4 separate regions of the Homo sapiens genome follow, and all the other regions are linked to region 1. A link is a contact called in ENCODE Hi-C or POLR2A ChIA-PET data. All regions are on one chromosome and are shown on one strand. The core of a region is the stretch at or near the end of the contact, and the rest is flanking DNA. Distances in the headings are between cores, read along the strand shown.

Region 1 (3,208 bases), core at 310-2,809:
GGAGAGAACCGTGGAACCCAGCAACTTGTGTTCAGCTCGATTAGGAGGAACCCAGGCACTTAGCCGCTCAGGAACAATGGCGAGCCTCTAGCCCGATTGGCAGCGGCAATGGGTGTCTCCCTGGATCAGAAGCACAGCAGACACCCTGCCAGATCCAGAGGCATGGAAGTCAGCAGTGGGTCTGCGATGGCAGCGGTCAACAGTGGTGGATAGTGAGCAAAAGCTCAGCTGGAGCTGGAACAAACATGGACCAGAAGCGTGTGCAGTTGCAAGATTTAATAGAGTGAAAACAGAGCTCCCATACAATGGGAGGGGACCTAAAGTGGGTTGCCACTGCTGGCTCGAATGCCTGGGTTTATATCCCGATCATTATCCCTCCCCTGTGCTCTCAGGCGATAGATGATTGACTATTTCTTTACCTCCTGCTTTTAGCCTAATTGATATTTTAGTGAGCTCTCTTTACTACCTGATTGGTCGGGTATGAGCTGAGTTATAAGCCCCGTCTTTAAAGGTGGATGGGGTCACCTTCCCCAGCTAGGCTTAGGAATTCTTAGTCAGCACAGGAAATCCAGCTAGTCCTGTCTCTCAATTCCATGAAGTTTCATATCTTACAGATGTGAAAATGCACACATAAAGAGATAACTTCCCTAAAGTGACAAAAGTAGGTGTGGTCAGGACCATGTTTTAATCCCAGTGTTATCTGCTTGGGCCAAAGCCCTTGATTTAATCACAGGCCTCCATCATGCCCATTGTCCACTACAACTGTAACCACTCAGGAATCAAATGCTTAACTATTTAATGTCTATTTTTATGGCAGTTTTTTTTTTAGCAAAGTTAAAGATTTTAATTAAAGTTCAATTAAATTTCCAAAAGCTACACTTGCCTTTGGTTACATCTTTTTAGCAATACAGTGGTGGAGTCTTCCACTTAATTCCTTAAAAAAAGTTAACATTGTGTGTTCTTAGCATCACAAGTTCTGAGTGACAAGCAGCATTAAAGGGCATTTATTTGATGTCTGAATTTCCTCTGCAACATCTAACAAGGCTCACCTCTGTTTGAACAAAGCATCTCATTCCCTCCTCGGAAAGTGGGGGCTGTAAGATTGAGTCTCTGGTTACTAGGCGAAAAATGTCAGTATTAGATTGGCAAGGTAGGTGTTGGCCCAGCCAAGTCACATGGAATCAGCATCTGGACATGTGACATACTTTAGTTACTAGGATTAGTGTTGAAAAATTTATTTTGTCTTTCCCTCATCTGTTGAGCGTGTTAGCCACTAAAATATAGGAATGTAAACTTCCAACAGAGTTTTCTATTCCACCCTTTGCATTCTTCCCCCAAGGGGAAAGAGTCTACCTTGGACTGGCAGGATTCCAAAAGACAGAGCTTTTCCAAAAGACATTATCGAGCCGTTATTGATGATTAGCAATGATAATAAGCTAATGTTTCTTTATACACTGTCAGGCACTGTGTTAAGCATTTTTAAGGCATTCTTTTATTTACTCCAATGAAAGTGAAATACCACCTACGGATGTGATGAGGACTAAATGAGATAAGACAGAGCACTTAAAACCACGCCTGTCTGGGCATACTGTAAGCCTCAGTGACTACAGCCATGATTGTAATCAGTGACTGTATTTCCTTACTCTTAAAGCAGAGACAGGAGCAAGCTGGTGGAATCGCCCTCAATATTAACTCACATTTTTTACCTGATACCATTTCCAATCTTCTGTGAAATCCTATCCAGACCCTGTACTGACTCCCCTGGCAATTTCAACAAGAAATATTCTACCTTTCACTGCCAATTTGTTTTGGTAGAGGCTGATCTGCAGTCTGAACATAAATGAAAGGGAATCCACCCGCAATAATAAAGAGTGAGCCTGGCCCATCATGATCAGAGACTGGCCCCTAACATGTTGACACAACGGCTGAACTATTTGAACACTGGAATGAACAAGTTGCAACAACTCCTGCAAGTCTCAGGAACTAATGTACGGACAACGACGCGCATTTCACTGACAGAGTCCTGATAATATATTGCAGGAAAACCCACGGGCCAGCCGATAACACTCAGCGTTAATTTGTTTACCCAAAAATTAGAGGAAGGAGAAGTTGGTGATTTGCAAAAAAAGAAGTTTTGGTAACAAGCGTAACGTTGGTGTGTAATTTTCCTAATTGAATTGCCAAATTTCTACCCACCACTGATCTTAATTTATAATAATGCTTCCATCTGTCTCACCTCCAGCATAGGAAATGGGAAGAGGGTGGTCTCTGCCTTAACATGGTAAGAAGAATATCTGCAGGTAGTAGGTAATCTTTAAATTACATGTGTGATACTGGGAATTGCATATAAGCAAATAAGGAAGCTCATTACTTTTCCAGATTTCAATTAACTGTATATTTGTAAAAATGCTTTCAGTTAGCAACATTTTGAATGGTAAAGGGATTGAAATTTACCTAAAAGAAAACCTTTTATAATGGTTTAGCAAATTTCAAGATTATCTAGGGCAGTCTGCATGGCCCTCAGATCATAGTGAATTAGTAATTTCTTGTGCAGAAATTGTCAAAAAACAGGAGGAAGTCAGGTGCCTATCTAGAAACATAAAAATTGGGAATAACACAAAAAGGAAACCTTGACTTCCTACTAGGTATATTAGGCATTTAATTTAAAACTTCATTTACTTTTTAAAAATTAACACAATACATGTTCACAATTCTAAAAACTCAAATACAACAAAACGTTTAATATAAACTTCTTACCCTCTCATTCCCAATTCCATTCCTTACTTTCAAACATTTCAGCAGTTTCTTCTATTTATTTCCATATTTGTATACTCTCTCTCTCTCTCTCTATATATATATATAGCTATTTCTTGATTATTTTGAAAACTTACTGACCACTGAATAATGACCTCCTCCAGGTAAAATGAGGATATCTTTCTTTTACATCAACTCCTGTCCCCATAGGCTTAATGTGATTATATAAAAATTTCTAGTTAAATCAGTAGAACTGGGACAGGCCACAAAGGCTGATCCAAGCCGAGAAATTGGAGAGAATAATGATTTTTTTCTTGGCTAAAGTTGTGTATCCTTGGAATTACTATCAAAGCAGCAAACATGCAATGCAAAAGATCCACCTAAGCATTAGGCTATATATGTATCAACTCTGGCTCTTAGTACCTCCCTTGCTTCCTCTCCCAAGGTGCAGCCT
Region 2 (3,208 bases), core at 221-2,720, 63 kb after region 1:
GGTATCATTGTTATCCCTCTCCCTTCTATTCTCCTCCTTATTTTTCCACTACCTCTTTTTCTTCTCCTCACCTCTCCCCCTCCTTCTTCTTCATGTTCTTGTTTTTCTTCTTCTTCCTCCTTCTCTTCCTCTTCTTCTTTTTCCCCTTCCTCTTCTTCAAATTTGATTTAAAGGTAGAATTGATTCCTTTCAACTGAAATACGTGGCTTATTTACAGCTATTAATGATATAATAAACCCAGAAAATAATTAATGATTGCTTGCAAATTGAATTGGATTATACTAAACTGTTGGTTCCTCTGCAATACAGTAGCTTTACTTGGTCTTTATGAGCAAACTGTCATATGCTAGGCTTTCTTCACAGTTTGAAGATCTCTTTTGGTATAATTTAAATTCAGTTTATGAACTCTGGGCACCACCTCCTACAAAGCAAAGGAGAATGTATCCTTGGTTGTTTTTAACTTAAGGCAAGTTCATATGGGAATTACAGAGATGAAATATGACTACCAAAGTCCTCTCAGTGACAGGGGACATGAAAGCAGCAGTTAACCATACAGGAGAGGCTTGGCAGAAGTTAGGGGAGGAGTTTTCACATTTCCTTATATTAAATTTTGTGCCAGAACCAACCATTTAGGTGACCTAGAAGTGTGCAACTAAAAATTGATACTTGTTTTTTTGTCATAAAACAATATACCCCACTGCAACAAATTCAAACAATATACTCTATTATTATTTCTTTATTTATTTCTTCTGCTGACATAAATTGTTTGGGGGCAAGCTGAGAGAGTTTTCTTCAACAGAATTTTAGTCAAAACTACATTACACCTGCTACCAAGCAAAGCACTCTCAGGCTGCAGTTTCCCTAGCTGTCATGGATAGAAACAAGGTTATCACAGTGGAAACTATGCCCTTATTCAAGAGTAATTCACTTTATAGCAGCCAAGTCTCTAACTGCAGTCCAAGGATAAAGAAATCAAGAGCAGTGATCAGATGACATCCAAGGCTTGAAGCAGCTTAAAGATCTTCCAGCAAAGTCAGACTTTCTTGGGTGACTTCTCTCAAAGTCTTGGGGATTAGCTTCCAATGTGTTTCTATGAAAGGGAAATGTTGAGAAATAAAATAAAGTGGTGAAAGGTTAGGATTAAAGAGGATTTTGTTCAATGTTGAGCCCTGTGAAAATATCACATGTTCAGATGAATTTGAAAAAGTCCAGTAGACTCTTAGATAAAAAAGAAGTATGTGTAGATAGAGGTGGCTGGTCAAATGGAAGCATTAATACTGCTGAGATAGATGGTGACTGATTAAATGGAAGCAGCCACACATCCATTCATTTCTCTGAAAATTAGCAGCTGTTGGCTGATAGACACCTTTCCTTCACATGCTCTTGCTGAAGTGATAAGAAGTGAAAAGAGCTTGAGGCAGGACTATTTTGAGTTCCAGGCGATCTGTGTTGCTATGAGATCTGAGATTAGTGGTTAAGTTGGTGCCGGATGTCATCCAGCAGCTGATCATGAAACCTCTAAAAGTTAAGTTCATTTCTCAGAAATCATCTGAGCATGTGGGCTGTTCAAGAAGGTGATTGAATTGCTGTTTCTTGGGATTTCCCCACCCTCAGTCCAAGTGAACTAAAGGGATTAATGGCCTTGATCCTGTAAGCATTTTTTTTACGCACCATGTTAAAATGTAACATGTTCTGTCCTTTTGTTCGAGGAGCCACTAATTCAATTGTTGCCCAAAACTTTATGCTGATTACTTTGTAATTATACCAAAATACCATTTTAGCTTCTTATTAACCACTGAGTTAAAAGACATTTATAGAAGCATGAGATGTCAAAGTCAGGTGAATTAGTGAAAAGTAGGCACAAAAAGTTATGGGATTCATGTAGCCTGAAATTTACATCTGTGTAAACCTTTGGCAGTTTGGCAGCTAAGTCTGCAGCCTCTGAGGGTGGTAAATGGCAGGAACTATGCCCATGTGTGAATGGTAATTTGCATTCTATAGTTAGGAGTGCCTATTTAACTGCCCCTGGCACTATGTAATTTTCTGTGCCTCAGCTTACTCTTCAGTAACATGTGGTAGTTAGTAATATAGTACCTATGCCACAGCATGTTCCTCACATGTAGTATGTGCTCAATTAATATTAACTATTAGTATTGCTACTATCGTTGTTGCTATTACTACAGAAAAGGCCCATGCATCCATCTCAAATGACTCATACCAAAGACTGACTTTAGTAAAGAAGACCAGGAAGGTTAAGGATTAGCCTTCAGAGTCAGGCTTTCATAGTCACAAAGATAGTGATTGGGGGAGTAGTGATAATGGAGGAGCTATTAAGAAGGAACACCATTCTTGATCTGAAGAGACAGTACTTAGAACAAGTATTTCAAAAAAAGAATGCTACCGTTTCCTAGGTTGGTACACTGAGGCTTCTGGGGCTGGAATCTGCTTATTTATGAGATAGATTATGAGAATCATAGGTTTGTAAGGAGCCTTCAGGGTCACCTAGTTCAGCCACTGCTAGGTGAGTTTTCTTCAATAAGAATTTTAAACCTGCCTAAAGTGTTATCTGTGGTATCCACCCGCTTCTTCTGCCTTATCTTTGGTCTCCTTTCTTGTCCTTCTCAACCCCACACAATGTGTCAGCACACACAGTGAAACTCCCTGTCCAAAAGGAGAAAAGGCTAAAGGAATTCACATTGAAACAGTTGTGCTAGGCTTCATCCCAAGAATGTGTGCTGGTGTATGTGTGTGTGTGTGTTTTTAATAACTTTTCAAAAATAGAAAAAAATTTCCTAAATATCAGCTTAGTAATTTTCCCTGACACTAGTCATTTATAATGCCAGGGAAAAGACATTTACACTAACAAATGAGTCTTGATCACTCTCCTTGTGTTCTAGGAAACTGTATTAGCCACGGTTAAGTAGTAGGAGGGCTTTGAGAATGCAGTAACTTCCATTTAGATTGAAAATACAAGATCAAATAGAATATACTAAAAGTGTATAGGCATAAGTATAACAACCTTCTCTTGGGAATATAAAACCTTATAGCAATGCAAGAAATTTGGCTTAACAATTACATTTATATAAAATTTTAAAACTTTTTGTAGAAAGTAAGATTGATATATAGTAACTGGGTGAAGTGGTGAGTGAAAAAGCTAATGTGATCCTAGTGTGTCCGGAATGGGTGGGTTCTTGGTCTCACTGACTTC
Region 3 (3,208 bases), core at 313-2,812, 43 kb before region 1:
TGATCTAGATCTTCATCTTGGAAGCCTTCTATGGCCTCCCAAGGAGAACTGAGCTCTTCTACCTTTGCGCCTTTACTGTGACAGGGGCTATTTAAGCAACTGTTTGTTTATATTACTTATACTTTTATCAGTATTTCTCAAAATATGATCCAAAGAACAATTACTTCAGAAATACCTGCCTATAAAAATGCAAAGTCTTCATCCTCATTTTATTTTTACTATTTATTTATTTATTTATTTATTTATTTTTGAGACGGAGTTTGGCTGTTGTCATCCAGGCTGGAGTGCAATGGTGCGATCTTGGCTCACTGCAACCTCCGCCTCCCGTGTTCCTTGTCCTCATTTTAAATAGGCATCCCTGGGACCTCTGGGGTTACTAAAGTTTGGAAACCACCCCATTGAACTTTAAACTCCTCAAGGGCAGGCATCATCTATTACTCTTCCTTGTATTACCTCTATCTGGCACGTGGTAGGTAATGAACTGAAAAACAGTTCATTGCTTTTGAGCCACGGGTTAGCCTTCTGTAACTCCTGCTATGTGTAACCTTTTCAAACAAACAAACAAAAAAATTGAGACAGGGTCTCATTCTGTTACCCAGGCTGGAGTGCAGTGGCATAATCACAGCTAAAGTGATCTCCCCACAGCCTCCCGAGTAGCTGGGACTACAGGTACATATCACCATGCCCAGCTAATTTTTGTATTTTTTGTAGAGATAGGGTTTTGCCATGTTGCCCAGGCTGGTCTCGAACTCCTTGGCTCAAGAGATCCACCTGCCTGGGCTGGGATTACAGGCATGAGCCACTGCTTCTGGCCTTAGGTGTAACCTTTTACGAATGCAGGAGCTCAGAATCCAGCCTTTTTCACCACCCTATCTACCCTACCCCAGATCCTAACCCAGGGCCCTGGCACATGATGGACACTTAATAAACACTTTTTCACTGAGAAAAAGATGAAAGAAAAGATGGTCTACAGAAGCTGAGTGCTGTGCAGCAGGGCAGAAATGCAGCCAAAGCATCAATAAGATTAGCACAAGGACTGTTCAGTTACTCAGGAGGAGATGCTAAGTAAGAGCAGGAGCTGGCAATGCTCTGCTGTTCCTTTGTAGAAATCCTTGATGTGGGCTGTGAAATGTCAAATCCAGATTTGATTAAGCGCAACTCCAAATCCCTAAGGCAAGTGTGTATCCACGGTCTTAATGTAATTATTGGAGCCACCTCCGTCTGCTACATACTTTCAAAAGGGCTGAACTAGCACCCCATCCATTGATACCGACTGCTACAAAATGAGGCCTGCAATTAATTCATCACGTCCCAGGCAGATAATGCCTAAGAAGCTTCATCTGGCTCCTTCCTGAAAATTGAAGCATTAAATTGAACAAACAAACAAAAAATCCCTCTCATCTGCTGAAAATTCAGGAGGAAGGGCGGGTCCTAACAGCCACAGTGAAAATCAAAGTTTTGCTTCTTTTGTTGTCTGTTTTGGAACTTTCCACTTCCTCCTTCAAATGATAACCTATCAACTTTCAGTTCAACTATATTTTAAATTTTTTAAGGCAGAAGCCAATAAACAACACGAACTGTTACAAGGGCAACGGACTTCTAGTAGAATGAGTCAGTAGATACAAGTGGGGAACTTGGCTTCCTTTGCTTATACTCACTTGAGGTTTGGGCAAAAACATCAGGCCAAAACCTCGTCTGGATTCAGAGTAGGCACATTCAGGTCTATCAGATTAAACCCAAATGCCACAGCTTCACTGGAGCAGCCCAGATATTTCCCCACTGCATTCTCAGAGGGAAGAGGGATGAGGGCATCTGCTCCCAAGCTCAACCACAACCCAGAGCTCCACTTTGTTATGTGAAATTCAGAACACATTTGTTCCCGCTCTCTTTCTTTTTCTTTCAAAATTTTCTCCTGCCCTTTACTTAGGGTCTGGACGGAATCAAAATCCTGAGAGCCAAAGACACCAGGGGAAAGGCTGCTTTATTGTGAAATCCAATCTCAGTGAAAGCAAGATGGATCAGCAATCTTTTGACCTCACCCAGTGGCAAAGTCTAAACTGATCCACATGGTTTAGAGAACTCGGAAAAGATCTGATGAGTTGTCACACCGCTAACACTTGAGTTTTGTTTGTCATCCTATATAGAAATGATTCCAGAGTTTTTTCAAATTTCTGGAGCTTCTTAAAGCAAGACCAACAAGTGTCTGGGTGACCTTAGAACCAATCTATGTTTCTGGGACTCTTGAGATCAGCCCGGGCCAGATATTTAGAGGCTATAATGTCATACCACTAACACTTGAGTTTTGTTTGTCATCCTATATAGAAATGATTCCAGAGTTTTTTCAAATTTCTGTAGTTTCTTAAAGCAAGACCAACGAGTTTCTGGGTGACCTTGGAACCAATCCATGTTTCTGGGATTCTTGAGGTCAGCCCAGGCCAGATATTTAGAGGCTATAATGGACACTATTGGATCAATCTGCACTAGACTCACCACAGGAGATAGATCATTTCCAAACCAACGTCTAGCTTGGGGGAGGCGGGAAGTAAGTGGATTTTCACTATCTTTTGGTTCCCATTTCAAGAGCTAATCCCAGACATGGCAGTGACATTAAGGCTTGAATTCTTGCAAAAGCTGCCACTAGAAGGACTGGCTTAAATATCATAGCAGTTTTTATGCACAAATTATATTAGACGTAGATCGTACCTTTCAGGAACTTCCTTGCCTAAAAGCACCCATTGCCTCATTCTCTCTAGACCTACATATGAAATCTAAACTCACATAAATCCCTTCCAGCTTGCCCTCATCTCCCCTTTAATCTTCTCCCTATCCTTGCCATGCATTCTACCCTCTGGCCCGAGGACTGACAATTTTTTTTCTGCAAAGAGAGAGCCAAATAGTAAATATTTTGGGCCTCTAGCTCATGTAGTCTCTGTCATACCTACTCAACTCTGCTGTTGTAGACAAAAGCAGTCATAGACAATATATGCACAAATGAGCATGGCTATGTTTCAATAAAACTTTATTTACAAAAACAGTGGCTGGGCATAGTGGCTCATGCCTGTAATCTTAGCACTTTGGGAGGCCATAGTGGGTAGATCACTTGAGCCCAGGAGTTGGTGACTAACCTGGGCAACATGCAGAAACTCTGTCTCTACTAAAAATATTAAAGGTAGTGGCAAAAACCGCAACTGCTTTTGCACCAACCTAA
Region 4 (3,208 bases), core at 477-2,976, 38 kb after region 1:
GATGAAAGGGGAACCATCATTTAATGAGCAGCAATTATGCATTAGGCCATGTGTGCAGGCCAGGATGCATCACACCTCATCAGGAACACGTCTCCAAAGACAGATCCTGGATAGCAAAATAAATTTATTGGGCGATACTGGGGAGACTTACATTCTAGGCTTGCTCAAGGCAGTTGGAGTATGGAAATATGATGAACATTTCTGTTACTCTCAAAATCTCCTGTGTCGGTCAGTAAATTGTATGGTCACCCCAGGCAATACTATCATGTAACACCACAGAAAATTGTGTCCATCCAGGTAGGAGAAAACATCCTGAGAGTTAAAAAAAATTGGCTATTCAGTTGTTCAGTCTTTTTCTTTGTCTGTCTCCATCTCTCTTTTCAATTTTCATTCACTGAACAATGCATTCTCCTGTGTTTCTCAGCACTTTATCACACCCTTAATGATTCTAGACCTTGTATATCCTCAGCCTTGGCTTCAGAATGTTGGAGACATGATGCCAATTCCAGTTCACAACAAAGCAGCATACGTAGTAACCCAGATTGTCTCCCGGCCACTGAATATTGACCCAATGCTGTTCATTGCTGTTGAGAGCACTAAACTTCTCTTCAAACCAACCAGCAGCTGCAGGAGTGAAAAAAGAGTGTGAGACAATAGCGTCTGAGTTTACCAACACTTCGATCATTCGAAGCCTTTACAGATAAATCATCTTCAAGAGAATAAGTGCTCCCCAAGTGTATACTTATGCTGGCGGTTGAAGGGATCTTGCCTGTAGATGCTCTGATGCTTCAGAAAAGAGAAAGGAAAGGAGGTCTGGGTCCCTTGTCCCAGCCTGTGGGGTCTCTAGAGAATTCGTCACAACCACTCTCCTACCCCCTAAAATATGGAGGTTGGGCTGAGCCACAGGCAGGCAGGCAAATCTACTGCAAGCTCCCTTACATTTTTCTATGGCGTTCCATGGGGTAAAGAAAGTTTCCCCAAGGATTTTGCTTCACTCTAACAATGGGACAGAAAAGAATTTAGGAGGAGAGCATAAGTCCATTTAAAACTGCATATAAATGATATATTGTGATCATATACATATAGTGATCAACATCTTGCTCTCCCACTTTTCAGAGCCCTTTCCCACACATGGGCTTGTGTGAAGCTGAGTAAAAGGAGCAAAGGTTTTGGGGTCCGGACTCGAGTTCGGATCCTGGCTTTTCCACTCACCATGTTGCTTACCTCTCCAAGCCTCAGTTTCCAATGTTTCCACTAAACAGCTTTGTTGTGAATGGAGTTAGATAATAGAGGTAACGCCCCCAAAACATGGTATGCACTTGAGAAATGATAGCTCTCCCATCATCCACAGCACATCACACACAGAAGTCATTATCCAGGTGTTTGTTGAAGAACTAGCTTCATTTTGCAGATGAGAACACTGAGACTCTGAGAGGTCAACTGACTTGCCCAAGGTCACAGCTAGCAAGAGGGTAGTTTTCTCATTACAAATCTGTGCCCCAAGCAATATTCTTTTATGCAACCTTTGGGTTTGGAGTTGTACTTCTAGGTAGGTCAGATACCAGAATGAAGAAAAATATTCAGGAAGGTCTGTTCTTTGAAATCAGCCTTTGATCTTCACCAAAACTGCCTTGCAATTTTCAATCATGAAACCTTTGCAAAGGGTTGTTTCCTCAGAAGCCTGTGTTCAAACCTCACACTTCTGTGAAATAACTGCTTTATGCCTTAAGACTGTCGATTTGTGTTTGAGTTCAGACATTTGGTAAGTGGAGGATGTTTTGAAGGTATTATCAGTCACTGTCTCATCCATAGACTGGATGAAAGGGTCGGCATCACAGTCACATGGCTTTGCTAAATTGTCCTGTGTCTTATCTTTGTCTGACAGCAGCAGAGCACACCAGATAGGAGGGCACTGTCAGAACACTCTTGAATACCTTAGCCTATGCCAAAAACAGATGAAGATATGGTTGAAGAAATACGGCTCAAGTAACTAAGAATCATTGCTACATCAACTATTGTAGCATGAAGCTGCATTGGCTGTGTTTATGGTCTCTTTTAGCTTAAAAATACTATGCCATTTTATTCCACTCCTCTGCTCCATACCAGTTTTATTGTTGACCTCTTGACCTCTTAAAAGTTTGGTCACATCTGGGGCATCCTGCAACAGCAGTGCTTCCTATTGAAAAAATTAAATTGAGGTGGGCCAAGACCTGGTCTGTCCAAAATATGTAGCCCTAAGCACCCTGCTCTTTGTAAACGATGATAATATTGCCGACCCAGGGACAGAGTTCTTTTTTGCGTGCAAATAAAGCTCAAAATCCAAGAGGCACTGGTACCATTTTTTAAAGGCCTACACCAGTAAAGACTATCTGCTCCTCCATCTATCCTTCTCTTTGACCTTCTAATTTTTACTCTTCAAATATCTCTTGGTCACCTGTTATATTTCAGGCACAGTGCTAGATACAAGGACTGTGGCTGAACTCTCATAGAGATTATAGTAGGAAAGATAGACAAAAACAAATCATTTCACAAAAATTTAAGAAGAGGCATGCTTCAAGGAGAAGGATGCCAGGAGTGGGCAGATAGGACATCCTAAGAGAGACAATTTAGCCAAATGCCTGAGAGAATGATGGGCTCTGGAATCTGCCCAAGAGGCTCAAGTCTTATTCTTCCTCTCACCATCCCTGTGACAGTAGCCAGTTGCTTAATCGCTCTGTGCCTCAGTTTCCCCAGCTATAATATGAAGCTATAATAGTACCTTCCTCTCAGGGTTGCTGTGGAGATTAACTGAGATAGCACATGTGAAGCATGTAGAACAACATCTGGTACTAGCAAGTGTTCAGCCTGGGGTGGGGAACATACCTGACCTGTGCTACCTGTGGACCTCTCTAAGCAAGTAAGCTGGGACATGAAAATAAATAAAGATAAGCATAGCAAACCACCATGACACATGTTTACCTGCGTAACAAACCTTCACATCCTGCACGTATACCCCAGAACTGAAAATACAAATTAAAATTAATTTAAAAAGAAATAAAAGTAAATAAGAAAGAGGTTGGGAGGTAGAGGAGAGAGAAAATGCAGAAAGGGGATGGGTAAAGGAAATGTAATGAAAAGGTAAAGACCCCAAAGCAGATGGGGTATGGCACTCTGGAAAAAATAAAGGCCGGTGGCTTAGGAGGATTGAAAGCCAGATGGGAGTAGCTGA

What was found. A loop is a pair of places that touch in the nucleus more often than their neighbours do. ChIA-PET counts read pairs that join two places held with the same protein, here RNA polymerase II (POLR2A). Pooled maps may share reads with other maps.
Region 2: a loop to region 1 is called in a map of K562, with 3 times the contacts of the local background. The contact joins two enhancer-like sites. A Hi-C loop is called at or near these places in 7 of 168 maps with a recorded cell type or tissue (CD8-positive, alpha-beta T cell, Jurkat, K562 and 4 more), 2 of 37 single-sample maps with no recorded cell type and 10 of 50 pooled maps. POLR2A ChIA-PET finds 5 or more read pairs at or near these places in 6 of 52 experiments (GM12878, activated T-cell, activated naive CD4-positive, alpha-beta T cell and 3 more).
Region 3: a loop to region 1 is called in a pooled map, with 5 times the contacts of the local background. The contact joins two enhancer-like sites. A Hi-C loop is called at or near these places in 2 of 168 maps with a recorded cell type or tissue (GM11168 and naive thymus-derived CD4-positive, alpha-beta T cell), 1 of 37 single-sample maps with no recorded cell type and 5 of 50 pooled maps. POLR2A ChIA-PET finds 5 or more read pairs at or near these places in 3 of 52 experiments (CD4-positive, alpha-beta memory T cell, activated CD4-positive, alpha-beta T cell and activated naive CD4-positive, alpha-beta T cell).
Region 4: a map of breast epithelium shows a loop between it and region 1 (12-fold over the local background). The contact joins two enhancer-like sites. A Hi-C loop is called at or near these places in 4 of 168 maps with a recorded cell type or tissue (CD8-positive, alpha-beta T cell, breast epithelium, mammary epithelial cell and 1 more) and 2 of 50 pooled maps. POLR2A ChIA-PET finds 5 or more read pairs at or near these places in 2 of 52 experiments (T-cell and activated CD4-positive, alpha-beta T cell).

The regions. Positions count from the first base shown.
Region 1 is chr12:92,339,517-92,342,724 of GRCh38, forward strand. The region is part of intron 2 of LINC02391 (long intergenic non-protein coding RNA 2391); the gene reads right to left. Among named protein-coding and RNA genes, the nearest start is that of LINC02391, 23 kb to the right of the region's middle. Within about 2 kb of position 1,560, at least 2 of the 41 ENCODE cell types and tissues checked have a DNase peak (open chromatin) inside an H3K27ac peak, as active enhancers do.
Region 2 is chr12:92,402,506-92,405,713 of GRCh38, forward strand. No RefSeq gene overlaps it. Among named protein-coding and RNA genes, the nearest start is that of CLLU1, 17 kb to the right of the region's middle. RefSeq lists cis regulatory regions at 1,173-1,706, 2,337-2,786 and an enhancer at 1,495-1,744. Within about 2 kb of position 1,471, at least 7 of the 41 ENCODE cell types and tissues checked have a DNase peak (open chromatin) inside an H3K27ac peak, as active enhancers do.
Region 3 is chr12:92,296,514-92,299,721 of GRCh38, forward strand. The region is part of intron 2 of LINC02391 (long intergenic non-protein coding RNA 2391); the gene reads right to left. Among named protein-coding and RNA genes, the nearest start is that of LINC02391, 66 kb to the right of the region's middle. RefSeq lists enhancers at 1,469-1,558, 1,589-1,638. Within about 2 kb of position 1,563, at least 5 of the 41 ENCODE cell types and tissues checked have a DNase peak (open chromatin) inside an H3K27ac peak, as active enhancers do.
Region 4 is chr12:92,377,430-92,380,637 of GRCh38, forward strand. All of the region lies in intron 1 of LOC105369902 (a long non-coding RNA gene), which reads left to right. Among named protein-coding and RNA genes, the nearest start is that of LINC02391, 15 kb to the left of the region's middle. RefSeq lists a cis regulatory region at 1,588-2,132. Within about 2 kb of position 1,727, at least 2 of the 41 ENCODE cell types and tissues checked have a DNase peak (open chromatin) inside an H3K27ac peak, as active enhancers do.